2 separate regions of the Homo sapiens genome follow, and region 1 is linked to region 2. A link is a loop called in an ENCODE intact Hi-C map of the cell type or tissue named here. Cell type or tissue: heart right ventricle. All regions are shown on one strand. Links, peaks and the distances in the headings refer to the core of each region. The heading gives the core; the rest is flanking DNA. Region 1 overlaps PLEKHA5 (pleckstrin homology domain containing A5). Region 2 overlaps PIK3C2G (phosphatidylinositol-4-phosphate 3-kinase catalytic subunit type 2 gamma).

Evidence for each region. A loop is a pair of places that touch in the nucleus more often than their neighbours do. Peaks named below come from ENCODE experiments on the same cell type or tissue, not always from the same donor. Only the 100,000 strongest peaks of a DNase experiment are listed, where the experiment ranks them.
Region 1: a loop joins it to region 2, with 3 times the contacts of the local background. A loop is called at or near these places in 15 of 110 quality-filtered maps.

The regions. Positions count from the first base shown.
Region 1 is chr12:19,284,637-19,293,025 of GRCh38, forward strand. It overlaps PLEKHA5 (pleckstrin homology domain containing A5), which reads left to right. Exons shown (of 32, transcript NM_001256470.2): 13 at 2,837-2,920; 14 at 6,041-6,160; 15 at 7,008-7,061. Among named protein-coding and RNA genes, the nearest start is that of AEBP2, 150 kb to the right of the region's middle. In heart right ventricle, for the core only: CTCF peaks have their summits at 4,194 (motif pointing left) and 4,402; no DNase peak of the experiment used is centred there.
Region 2 is chr12:18,425,934-18,434,322 of GRCh38, forward strand. The region is part of intron 18 of PIK3C2G (phosphatidylinositol-4-phosphate 3-kinase catalytic subunit type 2 gamma); the gene reads left to right. It overlaps LOC124902891 (a long non-coding RNA gene), which reads right to left. Exons shown (of 3, transcript XR_007063234.1): 2 at 8,017-8,086. Among named protein-coding and RNA genes, the nearest start is that of PIK3C2G, 170 kb to the left of the region's middle. In heart right ventricle, for the core only: CTCF peaks have their summits at 4,677 and 4,877; a DNase peak (open chromatin) is centred at 4,718; H3K27ac peaks cover 903 bases.

The DNA of each region.
Region 1 (8,389 bases), core at 82-8,081, 860 kb after region 2:
TATAGATTATTTGAAGTGAATTCAAAGTGCTTTGTATCAATCAGCTTTTCATAATGCTAAAGCAGTGGCTTTGATTAGTCAGCTAGTACACAACCAGTTCCCTAATGTCTATCCTAAAGTGCTTTTTTTTTCATACTGAAGAGTTCTTTGACCGGACATAGTGGCTCACACCTGTATTCCCAACACTTTGGGGAGCCAAGGCCATAGGATCACTTGAACATGGAAGGTTGAGGCTGTAGTAAGCTGTGATTGCACCACTGCACCCAAGCCTGGGAGACAGAGCAGGACTCTGACTCAAAAAATAGTAATAATAAGTTATTGCTTTATACTGTTTTAAAATGCTCTTTTCTTATCCTTGTGACAAGCTGATTTCTTCAGCTGCGTTATTACCTAAGCATTTGCTTGATATTTCCATAAATAAGCATTTGTTAAGATTAATAGATTAATCAGGAATTTTCCTTTGAAGAAAGTTTTAATTTGCCTCACAACAAAAGGCTCACTTTGAACTCCATCGTAACAAAGTTCAGTGTTTCCTCACTTTTTCCAAAGACTAAATCATGATTGATAAAAATAGTAACAATATATAAGAAAAATCTGATCTAATACAACTTAATGTGTATGGTCTAACAATTGGCTCTAAATTACATGCTCTCATGGTTAATAGTATTTTTCATGTTCTTGGCCAGAATATATCATCTGTTTCGACAGCAAATATGAGATGAATCTATATTCTCTATCCAATTCTCAACTGTCTGCTACTGCTACTCCCAAAAGACTTCTCCAAAATTGCCAAATTTTTCTTTCAAACTATCCTATCCTCTTCCTTGATCTAGATCAGTGGTTCTTAAAGTGTAGTTCATGGACCCCTGTGGGGGTTCCCTCCCATGACCGTTTCAGGGAGTCAAAACTATTTTTATGATCATAATAAGGCATTATTCATTGTGTTCCTATTTGCTCTAGTAGTGCAGAAGCGATGGTGAGTAAAATTTCTGGCACCTTAGCATAAATCAAGGCAGTGGATCCAGACTATGCTAGTGGTCATTGTAGCCCTCCCTGCCACACACTTGAAGTAAAAAATAAAGTATCAGGTTCACTTATAAATCTCATTCATGAAACAGTAGAAAATAATTTTATTGAACCTTAACATTTTGTTACATATTCTTTTACTATTACTTGTGATGAAATGGTAAATGCATAAAGCATTTCTATGGCATACCAAAGTGCTAACCGTTGTCTCACAGTAAAACACATGATGGAGTTGCAAGCTGAATTAGTTCCTTTTATTGTGAAACATATTTTTACTTGAACAAAAGACAACTGTCAATATTCAGACGTGGTATTTGATAGACACACTTTCTCAAAGTGAATGCTATCCTGTCACTTCAAGGAAAACAACTGACAGTATTTGTTACTGATAACAACGTTTGAGTTTTCAAGCAAAAAATAGAATTTTGAAAATCATGTATCTGCCACCCTGAACTTGACAGCTTTCCGGTGCTTAAAGATTGGCGGTGATATTAACAGTTGTGATGTTTTTATATTGTATACTGACATATGTCAATATTTAGAACATTGCATAACTCACTGAACCAATATTTTCCAGATGACCAGTGTTTGATGTCACAAGATTCATTTAAAGTACAAATAGACCAAGTGGATATTAATGTAACAGAGTATCAAAAGTTCATTGATAAGGTTTCAGATATCACTTTGTAACTAACCTTTAAAAAATATCAGTTTTTTGAGCTATAGCGCAGTGTCAAAGATGAACATCTATAATTATCAAGAAAAACTATTAAAATTCTCTCCTTTTTTCCAACTATATATATTGAGGGTAGATTTTCTTCACATACTTCCACTAAAAGAGATTATCACAACAGATTAAATACAGAAACAGATACAAGAATCCAGCCAGACATTAAAGATTTGCAAAACTGTAAAACAATGCCACTCTTGCCACTAAATTTTCTTTTTAAGAATATAAAGGGATCCTGAGGTCAAAGAGTTTTTGAGAACCTCTAAACCAGATTTTAGAATTACTCTGTTCAGGCCGGGCAAGTGGCTCAAGCCTGTAATCCTAGCACTTTGGGAGGCCGAGGTAGGTGGATTGCTTGAGGCCAGGAGTTCGAGACCAGCCTGGCCAACATGGTGAAACCCCGTCTCTACTAAAAATACAAAAATTAGTCAGACGTGGTGGCATGCGCCTGTAATCCCAGCTACTTGAGAGGCTGCGGTAGGAGGATCTCTTGAACCCAGGAGGTGGAGGTTGCAGTGAGCTGAGATCTTGCCATACACTCCAGGCTGGGCAACAGAGTGAGACTCTGCTTCAAAAAACAAAAAAAAAAAGAATTACTCTGCTCATCCACATCATTATTTTTTTAGATGGAGCCTCGCTCTGTTGCCCAGGCTGGAGTGCAGTGGTGCTATCTCGGCTCACTGCAACCTCTGCCTCCCGGGGTCAAGCACTTGTCCCACGTCAGCCTTCCGAGTAGCTAGGATTACAGGCCCACGCCACCACACCTGGCTAATTTTTTATACTTTTAGTAGAGAAAGGACAGGGTTTCACCATGTTGGCTAGGCTGGTCTCGAACTCCTGACCTCAAGTGATCTGTCCACCCTGGCCTTTCAAAGTGTTGGGATTACAGGCGTGAGCCACCGCACCCAGCCCCACATCAGTATTTTATGTCAAGAAATGTTAGTCTCTATCATCTTTCATAAGCACTAATAGCAATTTTAAATGGTATTTCATAATAGGAATTTAAGATTTCTCCTTGCTGACATTGATAAGAAAAAAAAAACTTTACCACAGAATTACATTGTGCCTTTACTTTCCTAGCATGTCTATGTGCCTGACAGAAGGTCAGTGCCAGCTGGCCTGACTTTACAGTCTGTTAGTCCCCAGAGCCTCCAAGGGAAAACGGTGAGTAATATCTTTATTTACCATACCATGTTTTATTTATGTGCTGCACAGGAAGGTACATATCTAACATAATTTTTAAGTTTGAATTTTCAGAGGTTCTCCCAAAGAAAAAACATTACTGCTTTTGTGCAAGAGATGCTCATCAGAATTTGAAATCATGTAGCCATTTCAGTGTTTTAGTGGATACCTTTTCCTAAGTGTCTGACTGGCCAAATAAAAGATTATATTTTGAAACTTTATGGCCGGGCACGGTGGCTCATGCCTGTAATCCCAGCACTTTGGGAGGCCAAGGCAGGCGGATCGCTTGAGGTCAGGAGTTCAAGACCAGCCTGGCCAACATGTTGAAACCCCATCTCTACTAAAAATACAAAATTAGCCGGGCATGGTGGTGCGTGCCTGTAATCCCAGCTACTTGGGAGGCTGAGGCAGGAGAATCACTTGAACCCAGGAGGTGGAGTTTGCAGTGAGCCGAGATCCTGCCATTGCACTCCAGCCTGGGCAACAGAGCAAGACTCTGTCTCAAAAAAAAAAAAAAAAAAAAGAAACTTTATTGTATGAACTAGGTGGGTTTCTTTACTTTCATTCCCTTATCCTTAAAACAGAAGTTGCAGTAATTCATTAGTGAACAAATCCAGCAAGCAGTTATTTGTAGTCAAACTACCAGCGTATTAAGTTTTTCGTGTGAATTTTTAGATTAACTTCTTTAGAGCTGTTTGTAAAATAAACTGATTTACATATCAGCAGAAAAAGACTGTAACAAGCGTTCGATCAAAGCAAGTATTTACCATTACCATTTCATTGTCAGTGTTATGTTAATTGGAAAGGAGTTACATTAGCAGGACACTTCTTCTAGTTAAAGAGAAAAGATGACTTTTCCTCACTTCAGTTTATTTTAATGGTATTCTTTTATCAGGGGCACTGGCTTTATTGTCAGTAGATAACCTCAGTTTCTGTAAAGATGTGATTTTAGCACCTGTGTGTATAGTTGTTCATTATTTAAAATTCTCTTCCTGCAGTAATCAAATTCATCTTATGTGTTTTGTAAAAACATTGTTTTATTTTATCTTTTACACATTTAGATAAAATGAAATATTTCCTTGCTTTAAGCTTCCTGCAGTTTATTTGCCAAAGATTATTTGATTAAGACTAAGGACTTTTAAATGTGGGAATCTTAAAACATTAGATTGTTGGCCTGACAAATAGTCATTAATCATAGAGTAAATGCTAAATAGCATACCACAAATGTTTCTCTTCTGCCTTGCTCCCTCTAGTGGATATTTAGCCAAAATTTATTTACCACCACCTACTTTCTTTGGTCAAATGTGCCTCTTTATTTGGCCTCAAAATCTAAATAAAGTTATTGGTATCTTTCATCCTTTTGAAAATCTCTTAGTCTGTTTAGCTCCATAAATAATAAACCAGAGTTTCAGTATTCCTTGCGGTATCACTCTGGGTTCTTAGAATATCTAAATCCCTTTGCCCATCTTACCTTCTCCCTGGCAAGACCTCAAGTGTTGGAGATGATGATCATAAAACAAGGACTATCCTAGCATCATGAGGTCACGAGATAGGATTGGCATCAGAGCAAAAGCAACTGTTCTTTTTCTCTTACATGGTTTATTTAAATCTCATACACCAAATATTCTTTGACCATTTAATATACAGTAAAAAACTGTTGTCTCACCTGTGGATACCCAGTTTTATCTAAGGAATCCAATAGTAACTTCTGCTAACACTTTTTCTTCTGAAGGCAATAATTTTTAATATGATTTTGGATAATGGTTAAAAATGATTTCTGTTTTTGAAAAGAATTGTCAGAAAATAAAGAGCAATAGCAAATAAACAGAACGGAAGAGAGTTAATGCAATGCTGTCGTGTAGGCAAAACAAACCAATCTTGGGAATACTTTTTAGCCTGGAATTTTTAAGAGTACATTGCAGCACTCCAGTGAGGAAAGCCTGTAGCCTGCTTTCAGTTGTTAATCATAACAAAGCTCAGAGAAATACCAAGTAATATTTTATGGGCTATAAGAATGCCAATGATCATACTTTACTGTATTTCTAAGAAAAGTATATTAAATTGGCCCATTAAGGAATTTCATCCACTGTTGAAAATTTATTTTCCTTTGGATCACAGTCACCAATCAGGAACCAAAAAAAGGTTCTCTTCTTTTCCCAGAGTGAAGAAGGAGGGTTTATGTGCCCATGGAAACTCTCTTTTTCTTAAAAAATAAAACTGATCTTTTGGTCATAAAAAATGCTATATGAAAGCACTAACAGTGACATTTCAGAGTATAACTGGGAAGCAATTAATAGAACCCAGATCCCAAATTTAATAATGTGAAGATATCCAAGTTTTATTTTATTTTATTTTATTTTTATTTATTTTTTTATTTATTTATTTTGAGATGGAGTCTCGCCGTGTCGCCCAGGTTGGAATGCAATGGCGTGATCTCGGCTCACTGCAAACTCCACCTCCTGGATTCAAGCGATTCTCCTGCCTCAGCCTCCCGAGTAGCTGGGATTACAGTTGCGTGCCACCATGCCTGGCTAATTTTTCTTTAATCTTTAGTAGAGGCAGGGCTCAGGCTGGTCTCGAACTTCTGACCTTGTGATCCGCCTCCCTCAGCCTCCCAAAGTGCTGGGATTACAGGCGTGAGCCACTGTGCCCGGACTACATTTATTTTAATTATTTTATGTAGTTCTGTTAGAAAGTTGGACATGCAGGTATTTGTACTATTGCTGGGAAAAGGTGTAATTTTTTTAGATATCTTAGTAAAATATCTTTTAATAATTTTTTAGTAGCACTTATGTACAAACCTTTATAATGTTTTTTTGGCATTGTGCTTTTTTGTACTTAACATTTAAATGTTCTCATGAGTTCTGAGAAAATGCCTTAATTTACTGTTGTTTTGCTGTATCTTTTAAAGTAACACTGTTCCTTCTATTTCTCTAGATATCTATGCATTTATGTAGGACCTATCATCATAGTGCCTAGGCACTATGTTTGATGTCAACCATAAGAGGAAACTTGCCAAGAAATCTTGGTTTAATATCTGTCACTTAAGACAACAATTAATCTGTTTTCCACTGTTTGGATTCTTAAATTGTACTCCTTCAGCCAGAGGAGCTTACGCTGCTGCTAATAAAGCTGAGACGGCAGCAAGCCGAACTGAGTAGTATCCGGGAGCATACGTTAGCACAGCTCATGCAGCTAAAGCTTGAGGCCCACAGCCCAAAGGTCAGCTATGGAGAGATTTGTCTGTGTCGTCTGCCATCATCTCTTATTTTGAAACACTCATCAGTCAATATGATCAGCATCATTAGTGTTGAGCATGAGCCCATACCATCATTATAGTGACAACATTAGAATCTCCTATTAACCCTTTGAGAATTCAACTTATTTATACATTACTGAAAGAAAATACAGGTAGGGTGCATTTCTTCTTAGCCTTCTACCCCACCCGCTCACCCACTGGCTTTTGGTTTTGAGGAAGGCAATGCGTACAATACTTCATGTACGCATTAACTTCATGTTGTTACTCACTGAATACTGTGACTTCCATATCTGGTAAAACAAATATTGAGAAGTCCTATAATTTCCAATAAAACAATAAATTAAAAATTCATTATAGCTTTAATAATACTGCCTTTTAAATGTTAAAAATTAATTTTAAAATGTCTTATTTTTAATGAAAAGAACGAACACATAACCGTTTCTCAAAGGGTTTATAGCTCTGGTTATATAAGAAAGATCTTATTTAAAGAAGTAGTACTATATTAGAGGAAATAATTGACATGTAAAAGTTCTAACAGTCAGTTTGCTAAAGCTATTTTAAGGAATTTTTCTGCTTAATAGTTCATTGTTCATATGCATGTCTACGTAATTTCTTACAAAACAAAATATAATTTTGTAATTTAATATGTCAGCGGTACCATTTACAGGGGAGCATGTGCGTGAAAGTTGTCGTGTACTGTGATATAATAGGTTGTAGTAAATTACCTGTTTTTCTTATTCCAAAATTGACCTTTTCTTGAATTCCACATCCTCTTTCTCTGTCCCTTTTTTCTTAATTGGTGCCTACTAGAATGAAATTCTTTCACATCATCTCCAAAGGAACACCATATATTTGGATCATCAGGTGGGATTCATAGAGATTTTCTTACTTTTAATACTTAATAGAACTTCTTAAATATAATACAGTTTTTCAGGCTTCTCAGCTATTTCAGTCACGTTGAATTAATAACATGACTTTTACAAGTGATAGAATATGAAATCTCTGACCAGGTGGATTCAGGAATTCCATAATAAACAGGGAGAAAGGACAGGTGTGGAGGTAAAGAGGGATACAAATGCTGGGTCACCTGAAATTGAGGGCCTAAATTCTCTAGACTTCGTTCTTCTTATCCCATTAAAACACCTACTCCTTGAGGCTTATCTCAGCTTGGAGCTGACCTAATTAAAGGAACAGACACCAAGCTGTGAATTGTCTTGTTGGAAGGCAAGAAGGAGGGTGAATGTAGTGTGCTCTGTATTCCTAAAGGGGAGTTTAAAGGTGGGTGAAGTTGGCTGGATGCAATGGCTCATGCCTGTAATCCCAGCACTTTGGGAGGCTGAGGCAGGCGGCTCACTGGAGGCCAGGAGTTCGAGACGAGGCTGGCCAACATGGAGAAACCCTGCCTCTACTAAAAATACAAAAATGAGCCGGGCGTCACAGTGAACGTCTGTAATCCCAGCAGCTTGGGAGGCTGAGGCATGAGAATTGCTTGAACCCGGGAGGTGGAGGTTGCAGTGAGCCGAGATCATGCACCACTGCACTCCAGCCTGGGCTACAGCGCAAGACTCTGTCTTAAAAATAAAGAAACAGAGAAAGAGAGAGAGGGAGGGAGTAAGGGAGGAAGGAAGATGGGTGAAGTGTGTAGTGGAGGTGATTTGCAGTTGCCTGTCCTTATTCCCTGTTTGCTGTGTACTTCCAATGTTTGGTCTTTGCCAACGTGTGTAGAGCCAGTTTTATAGGAGGCTCACATTCCTAGCATTACCTCAGTGGTGGCACCAGGTGTGCCTGGTTGAGGTGAATGTTCAAAAGTGAAAATGGCAATGGGCCGGGTGTGGTGGCTCCCGCCTGTAATCCCAGCACTTTGGGAGGCTGAGGCAGGTGGATCACCTAAGGTCAGGAATTTGAGACCAGCCCAGCCAACGTGGCGAAACACCGTCTCTACTAAAAATACAAAAACTAGCCGAGCATGGTGGTGTGCACCTGTAATCCCTGCTACTTGGGAGGCTGAGGCAGGAGAATCACTTGAGCCCTGGAGGCAGAGGTTGCAGTGAACCAAGATCACACCACTGCACTCCAGCTTGGGTAACAGAGCGAGACTCTATCTCAAAAAAAAAGAAAGTGGCATTTAACAAGGAGTGACTCAGTTTTTATAAAATGTTCTATTAATATTTAATTTTAATTTGTTGGGAATT
Region 2 (8,389 bases), core at 253-8,252:
GGATAAATAACTTGAATGCTAGTGGTTTGTCCTTTCTTACACAATATATCCTTGGATTTAAAGTCTTTGTCATCAAGACCTTGACTTTGAATTTTTCATCACTACAACCTTGAATTTAATTTCAAGTCTTCAACATGATGACCTTGAATTTAAAGTCTTCAACACTATGACCTTTATCATATTATTCATAGATGCATCATTTTTGAAATGTAGTATGTAAAAGTATTTATGGGTTGTTTATTAACAAAAAAAATTCTTTGCGATGTCTCATGTGGTTTAAAATTACTATTTCTGTTTTGTTTCTCCTTTATACACTTGACTATCTAACTTTGTGATAAGTGACATGAATTTTATGTTAGGATTAAGTGTGTTTTCCTGAAACATTGATTTTTTTTTGTGATTATATAATTGAGAGTTAAGAATAAAATCCTTCTAATGTTAAAAACTCACTTATTAAAAACAAATTTTGGTTCCAATCCTGTTTTCAAAAAACGATTTATCCTATTATCACCTACACTTGATTCTATTGAACATAATATTCTTTGCATACTGTTCTTCCTACTTTCCTTTGTATTGTTAACCTTGTTGATTCAATTTTAATTTCATAGGACAAAGTTTTAACAATTATAAGTTTCAATGACCTAAGGATAAAATTAGATCTATGTTTTACTCTCCTGAATGTATGACAGGCATCATTTAGTTGCTTTGATTGATAGTTAAGACCACTAAATAACAGGAAAACAGCAAGTCAATATCATTTTGGAGTGTCATATTTTTCTGCTTCAAGAAATGTTACTCATAATGAGATCACTCTTCTCATGAAAATCACTCAAGAAGATGTAGCAAAGAAGATACACAGGAACTTGGTCGGAGACTGTTTGATTTGATGCTTATTTTCATTTTAAATGCCTAATTTAAAAAGCAGAACAATTCCTCTAGCATGTTATTATAATAAAACATAAGATACATTGACTGGCATGAGGCCCTTCCATGAATAGACTCTTATTAAAGCTCTGAATGAAGTCTTATTTTCTTCAGTTTTTCAGAAAGCTACTTTGGGGCAAAGGAAAGTTAAGTGGATACACTTTGTGGTGTTCTGCTGTCATATTAAATGTAAGACTCCATTAAACTCAATGTTTAATTCCCTTAAAACTTTACTGTTTTTTGCATGCATTATTAAAATGCACACATATTAAAAAAGTAACATAGCCAGATAACAATTTTTATTTTAATATTTGAACAAAAATATAAAAATATATAAAGTATAAAATATATAAAAGACAATGTTTTAGGCGGGCGTGGTGGCTCACGTCTGTAATCCCAGCACTTTGGGAGGCCAAGGCTGGTGGATCACCTGAGGTCAGGAGTCCGAGATCAGCCAGGCCAACACGGTGAAACCCCCATTTCTACTAAAAATACAAAAATTAGCCGGGCCTGGTGGCGGGCGCCTGTAATCTCAGCTACTCAGGAGGCTGAGGCAGGAGAATTGCTGGAACCCGGGAGGTTGCAGTGAGCCGAGATCGCGCCATTGCACTCCAGCCTGGGCTGACAACAGCGAGACTCCATTAAAAAAAAAAAAAAAAAAAGTTTTAAAAGTATATTAAAAATATAATAAAATATTAAAGACTTATTCTAATTGACTAACGATTGTTAAAATACTTGGACCACCTCAGTAAGTTCTTCATTTGCTAAAGTTGTATGAAAAGTGGAGTCATTTGAAAGGCAACAATGGGTGCACACAAAGTGGTAAATCAATGTCATACTTGCAAATTCATGTAAACACAATTACGTCACTGTTTCCAAAAAGGTTGGAAGGGAAGCTTTTTTGTGTATAATTCTCATCCTTTCGAAAAAAAAAATCAAGCCCATTTTTCCTTTCAGTGATTCAAGGAGAAACTAAGAAGGAATAGAAAAGAATATAAATTATAAATGGACTGTTTGTTTTGAGAGCTTTGTTTGTAAGAATATGAAAAAAGAGAAATAAAACAGGAAGGAGTTTTCTTTAACTTTTAAGTCCAGGGTCACACGTGTAGGTTTGTTACATAGGTAAACATGTGTCATGGGGATTTATTGTGCAGATTATTTCATCACCCAGGTATTAAGCCTATGACCTATTAGTTATTGTTCCTGATCCTCTAAGGGGGGAGATTCAAAAGTGCCTACATCCCCTTAAAACAAATAAAAATTAAGAATCAGGCAACATGCACTAAGCATAAAATAATATTAATTATATTTAAAATATATCAGAGTTAAAAAATATAGCTCAAGCCAAGCATCATATTTAGGGAGTGACTGCTTCTGTGCAAAATGTTTGTGTTAAAACTTTAAAGATGCAGCTCCCATCTCACGATTCATGAAAAAAAAATACTCAAAATATCTTTCCTTAAAAAAAAGTCTTATTTAAAAAAAAAAAAAACTAGAAACCCATCAGTCATGAGTTTATGAGATTTTTTTTCACGTGGATGAATTACTGCTTCCTCAGATTCACCATATTCAAAACTGAACTAAATATCCTGTCTTGCTCACACAGGTCTTGAGGTCTTCCTTGTTTCTCACTAACATGACCAATTATTCACCAAGCCCTATAACTCTATATATCCTCAACAGCGCTCCCTGCTCCACAACTTCCACCTGTCACTATCAGTGATCAGAAAGTTGCCTCACCAGATACTGAGCTATGAATAAGTAAGATTGGAATGAAAACCATCTTGACTACTTGGCATCACTGTGGGTAGCCTTTCTGAGAGGTGAAATTGACTTAGGCTCACGTGAGTCTCTTCCACTGGAAGAGTGAATGTAGGATGAATAGCCCCTATTTTCCAAGGCAAGTGAGTTAACTAGAAGCTTTGTGTTTGAATTTAAAAGCTTTACCTCACAGTTTGCATCCTAAAAGGTGGCTATAAATGGGAACCATAACATTTGGAGCTTATGCCCAGGAGGCCCCTCCCCCATTATGTAACAATTAATTACAAAAGCTTAAATGTAGTGCCCCTTTCCATTTGGAATAGGAAACACTTTAACCACTAGTCAAGTATTGAGTTGAGTGGTGGCCCCAAAGAAGATATGTCCACAGCCTAACCTCAGAAACCTGTGATTTGTGAATGTGACCTTATGGAGAAAAAGGGTCTTTGACGATAGAATTTAATTAAAGATCTTGAGATTAGTTCCCCCTGGATTATCAGGGTGAGCCCTGAATCCAATGCCAAGTGACCTAAAGAGAGGCAGAAGAGGAGAAGACACACACAGAGAGAAGGTCATGAAAAGGGAGGCATTGATTGCAGCCTCAAGCCAAGGAATGCCTAGAGCTACCATAAGCTGGAAGAGGCAAGGAAGGTTCTCCCCGGAGCCTTGGGAGAGAGCACAGCCCTGCTTACACCCTGATTTTGGACTTCTGGCCTCCAGAACTGTGAGAATACATTTCTGTTATCACTAGTTTGTGTTAACTTGTTACGGCAGCCACAGGAAAATAATATAACAGACTTTATGAAGGCTCTGAGTCAATTGCCTAGGATGTCACATCATCAGGAAGCTTTCCCTGACCCTCTCCCAGCCACCATCTGGGATTGAGTATTGCTTCCACATCATGTCAAACAGCATACTGTTCATGACTCTGCCAGACATCATATCACACTCCCTTGACACCACTGCTGCCCTGTCCCTTCCCCCTCTTAGTCCACAGAGTAGCTCAAGACAGCAATCATGTCACACTCTTCCATGTACCAATCCAGCACAGTATCTGAAACTCAGTAGATACTCAAAAAATGTTTTAAAAATTATGAATCCACAGAAATGTCTGTAAGGCCATCAATATTTTCACACACAGTACTGGAAATTCCATGGTACTCAGGGAATATGAAATTGGGCACTGTCAAAGGCACTGCTGTGCGCCTCTACCTGGCTGCTGCACCCACTCCCATCTGCTGCAGTGACTGCTAACAAAATACGGCCCCTTCTCTGGAGAATTAGCCTCTGATTCCACAGCCCCCTGGCCTACGAAGTGGGAAAATCTCTAAGATATAATTTACATTCCAGAGCCTCCCCATAAATCAGATCAAGGTTAGACTTGACCCGAGATCTCATCCTTGTTAATTCCTTTCCCTTCCCTATAATTCTGCTCTTACTCCCTCATAAGATTTTTCCTGAAGAGCACTTCTTCAGTAAATCACAAACAGTGAAATTCTGCCTCATGTCCTGTTCTAGAGAACCTGACCTACAATAAGTATTTCTTATGGAAGATAAAAATTTAAATATGTGTTTTTAGAAACTGGAGCATCAGTATGCTATGGGATACATCGTAGGTAGAACAACAGTATTGCAGTCTTTCCCACTCCTCCTACCAAGTCTGATTGAACAAACTCCAAGAGAGAACCAATTGGAATGAAAAACTGTCTGGTAGGAAACCATATTATAACACAGCTCCTTTTATAAGGTGTCACTTAAGGCACCTAATGCAAAAATCTCTTCAAAATGTTCCTTTCAAAGTATGGGGATAACCTGAAGTGAGGCTCCCATTTGCAAGCTCTATCAATGTAAGGATCTTTTTTCTGCTTTATTCACTGATATATCACAAGTACCTAGAACAGTACTTGGCACTTTATAGACATTCAATAATTTACTATTCAATGTATGAATAGGATTAAGTTTCCTGGACTCAGCTGTGCACATGCAGACTTATGTCGATAGGGGGTGGAGGAGAGCTGCTTCAGAGGTCAACTAAGAGCTGGCCTGGCTAAAGCAATTCCAGGAGATTGACCTGATCAGAAACGAGGCAATGGATATCACTAGTGAAACCAAAACTGGAGAAGAGGGAGAATGTGAGCAGAAGTCCAGGACAAACCAAGACAGGAGTTAGGGCCTAAGAACAAGTTGATGGAGCAGCATCTTCTGTACCAGTTGAGAAAACCACGAAATGAATTAAGCCAATGTTGTCTCTGGTACAGGGTATTAAATGACCATATCCTGTGACTTTAATATGCTATCCATAAAACTGAGATGATCCAAAAATCTGTCCATTTTTTTTTTAAATAATCTTCCCTCAACTCTTTTATCTAAAATTTTGGGGGCAAGTTCTCAAGTCACAGATGACTTTAAATAAAGCAAAAAGATGTGGAAATTTGGCATCATGAGATTCAAAGTCACAGTTGTCTCTCTCACCCGCCTCTCCACAATACGTATCCCCTAATGCCTGAAATTCTCTCATTTGCAAGTCACTCCTTGAGGTTAAGTATTGCTCTCTTCCAGCAGTTCTCTTCTAATATGAAAATATATATATTCTGAACCTAATGATTATGGGAATTAGTTTATCATTTTTTCATTAATGTGACAAACATAGAGATGATGGACACTGTTGAATGATTAACAATAAAACAAAGGATGATCCTTGCCTTAAAGAAGCTCAGGGGCTAACATTAGCATCCAGGCAGGAGGAAAGAGCCCACTGGCCACGTGGCAGGGACAGAGTAGAGAGAGGGAACTCAACAAATTTTGTCCACTTTACAGTTTTGCCTATGACCTTTTCCAAATAAAAGCAGAGAGGCAAGGCCAGACATCCAGTGAGTAAAAAAGTCTGTGTGCTCCCATTCTGTCAGTTTTAAATACTGATAAAGGCTTACAAATGAATACACAAAGGAGGTAAATGCTCTCTCTTTTTGTTTTGATGTCTGGAACACTCCCTGAAGCAAGGGGAAAGAGCTGTACTTCAGGGAGGTCTTGCAGAGCAATACAGCACACATGATACAGAATCCATAGGGGGCTTTAAAGCCTCAGCCCTTTACCTTTGAGAATCATTATTTTGCAACTAATTTATTTTTTTACCTTTACAATGTAATAAATGATGAATTATTGCTTCATCTTTTGTTAGGGAAAGATATGTCTCACTGACTTTTAATATTGATCTGCTGTAATCATCTTTCCACTTTGTTGTCCTCAGAAATGTATACACAGGATAGAATCCCTACCTTCAGCAACTTGCTTAAACCAAAAGCAACTGTTCTCTATCCCAACCAACCTGAAGGAAAAGAGGCAGATAGTGGTAACAAGGTTTCCTTTGTACACAATAATCTGTAAAATCCATTAGCATAGTTTTCCAGTGAAGGCATAATACAGGAACAGTTGTTTTTGTCTGTTTTGTTTCTATTTTATGCAATAGAGATTTTATGTAGTTCCTTTAATAAAAAGATTTTTAAAATACCATACAATCTTTAAATAAATTTGGTGTCATTTAAGCCTTATTACTGCTAATAAATATCTATGAAAATAGAATCTTATACAAACTTCTACCACAAATCAAGTCAAAAGCCAAGAAAAGAGCTCCAGCATCAATGTATCACTGGTTTAAATCATTTTTCCCTCAAAATCTTCTATTTTGTTAAGAAAAAGTGAAGAGTTATGGAAATGAACATTATGTATATACATAATGAACTCAAATGTTGAAACTTGGACCCACCCAGGCCTTTGGGAACTGAGCTTCCTAATCCACTGTCCAGCAATTTTTCATTATAATAACCACATCCAATTACATCACTGCTTCCTTAGATAGTAATCTGGTTTCCCTATAATAATGTTAGTCCCCCACTGTCATAGTTTATACTAGAGATTTGGGTTAAGTCCCTGAAAAGCAGTATTATAGTGTTTAATTATTTATTGTTTCTCAATCAGACTGACTTTGCTCTAGCCAACAAAAAATATGGTTGGCAAAAAGGCATTCTGTTTAGAAATTATTCTTGTCTTCTAATAATATTTGAATTTGGCATCCAAAAGGAATACACTAACAGATATTCATAGAGTTACAGTATTTTGAAGCCAAATGGGACTTGAAGGATCATCTGCTATCCCAGAAAGGGATCTCAACATGTTAAGTGATTTTTCCAATGACAATCATCTAAGCTGACTGAAGAATTGAAATTAAAATACGTTTATGATATCTCATGCCCAATTCAGATTTCTTTCTAATTCAACATCTACTTTCAAAAAAGGGTAATTTGAAGAATTCAGGAAATGTTTGTTTTTTCTATCAATTAGGAACTCATTCAAGTACTGAAGATGTGACTTTTTTTTTTTAACTTAAGAGCAAAACTGAAATGAAAACCATATTGAAAATTGAGATATTTAAAAGCTCAAAATTGTTGCCCCTAGTTGTTGGCATGACTCACAAGTGCTGTCAGTTGTAAATGTTAATAAGTAGGTATATACAATAAGCCCACTAAAATTGTATCCTTGAAGGAGCTTTGAAGTAGATAGCAGATTGTTTCCAGAATCTTTCTTTTATAGTGTCTAATTGATATTTAAAACATTAAATGTGTCCCGGCGTGGTGGCTCATGCCTATGATCCCAGTACTTTGGGAGGCCGAGGAGGGTAGGTCATGAGATCAGGAGTTTCAGACCAGCCTGCCCAACATGGTGAAACCCCATTTCTACTAAAAATACAAAAATTAGCTGGGCGTGGTGGCAGGTGCCTGTAATCCTAGCTACTTGGGAGGCTGAGGCAGGAGGCTGAGGCAGGAGAATCACTTGAACCCAGGAGGCGGAGGTTACAGTGAGCCGAGATCACGCCATTGCACTCCAGCCTGGGTGAAAGAGCTAGACTCCATCTCGAAAAAAATAAATAAATAAAAATAAAACATTAAGTGTGCTCTTTTAGTTTTACTATTAAACCATGAGTTATGATAACAATAACTGAGTAATCTACTTAGTAGACTCACTTTGTACTTATTTTTCAGCACCTATTTCATAAAACCAAGACTTTCTCAGTTTTCTCAAAAACACTGTTCAATTAAGCAACTACCAATTATGCTAATACAATTAAGTCACCCATTTCATCAAGTTAAATGAGTTAGAAAATAAATCCCTCTAGGATGGGAAAGAACATGACAATAATAAAATGTAGGCAAATGAGTGTTTGGTTTCCTTCCAACTAAAAATACACAGTAAGCAGTAGGGTACAGGCCTGAAGGACAGGGAAAAGATCTGGGATGGTGACAGAAAATTGAATGTCATCAGCTCATTGATGGGACTTACCCAGAATCCTTTCATCTTATGGCTCAGTCATTCCCTATCCTCATCCATTGGTGCTGCAGTAACAGAATATCTGAGAAATAAACAACAGAAATTATTTCTCTAAGTTCTGGAGGCTGAAAAATCCAAGATCAAGATGCTAGCAGGTTTGGTGTCTGGTAAGGGCCCAGTCTCTGCTTCCGAGATTGCACCTTGAACACTGCATCTTCCAGAGGAAAGGACTGTTGTTCCTCATGTTGTAGAATAGTGAAGAAAAGCAAACTGACTTTTGGGAGACTTTTTTATAAGGGCATGAACCCATTCATGAGTGAATAGATCCTGAACATCTTCCATTAGACCCCCACCTGTCAATACTGTTGCAATGGGGATTAAATTT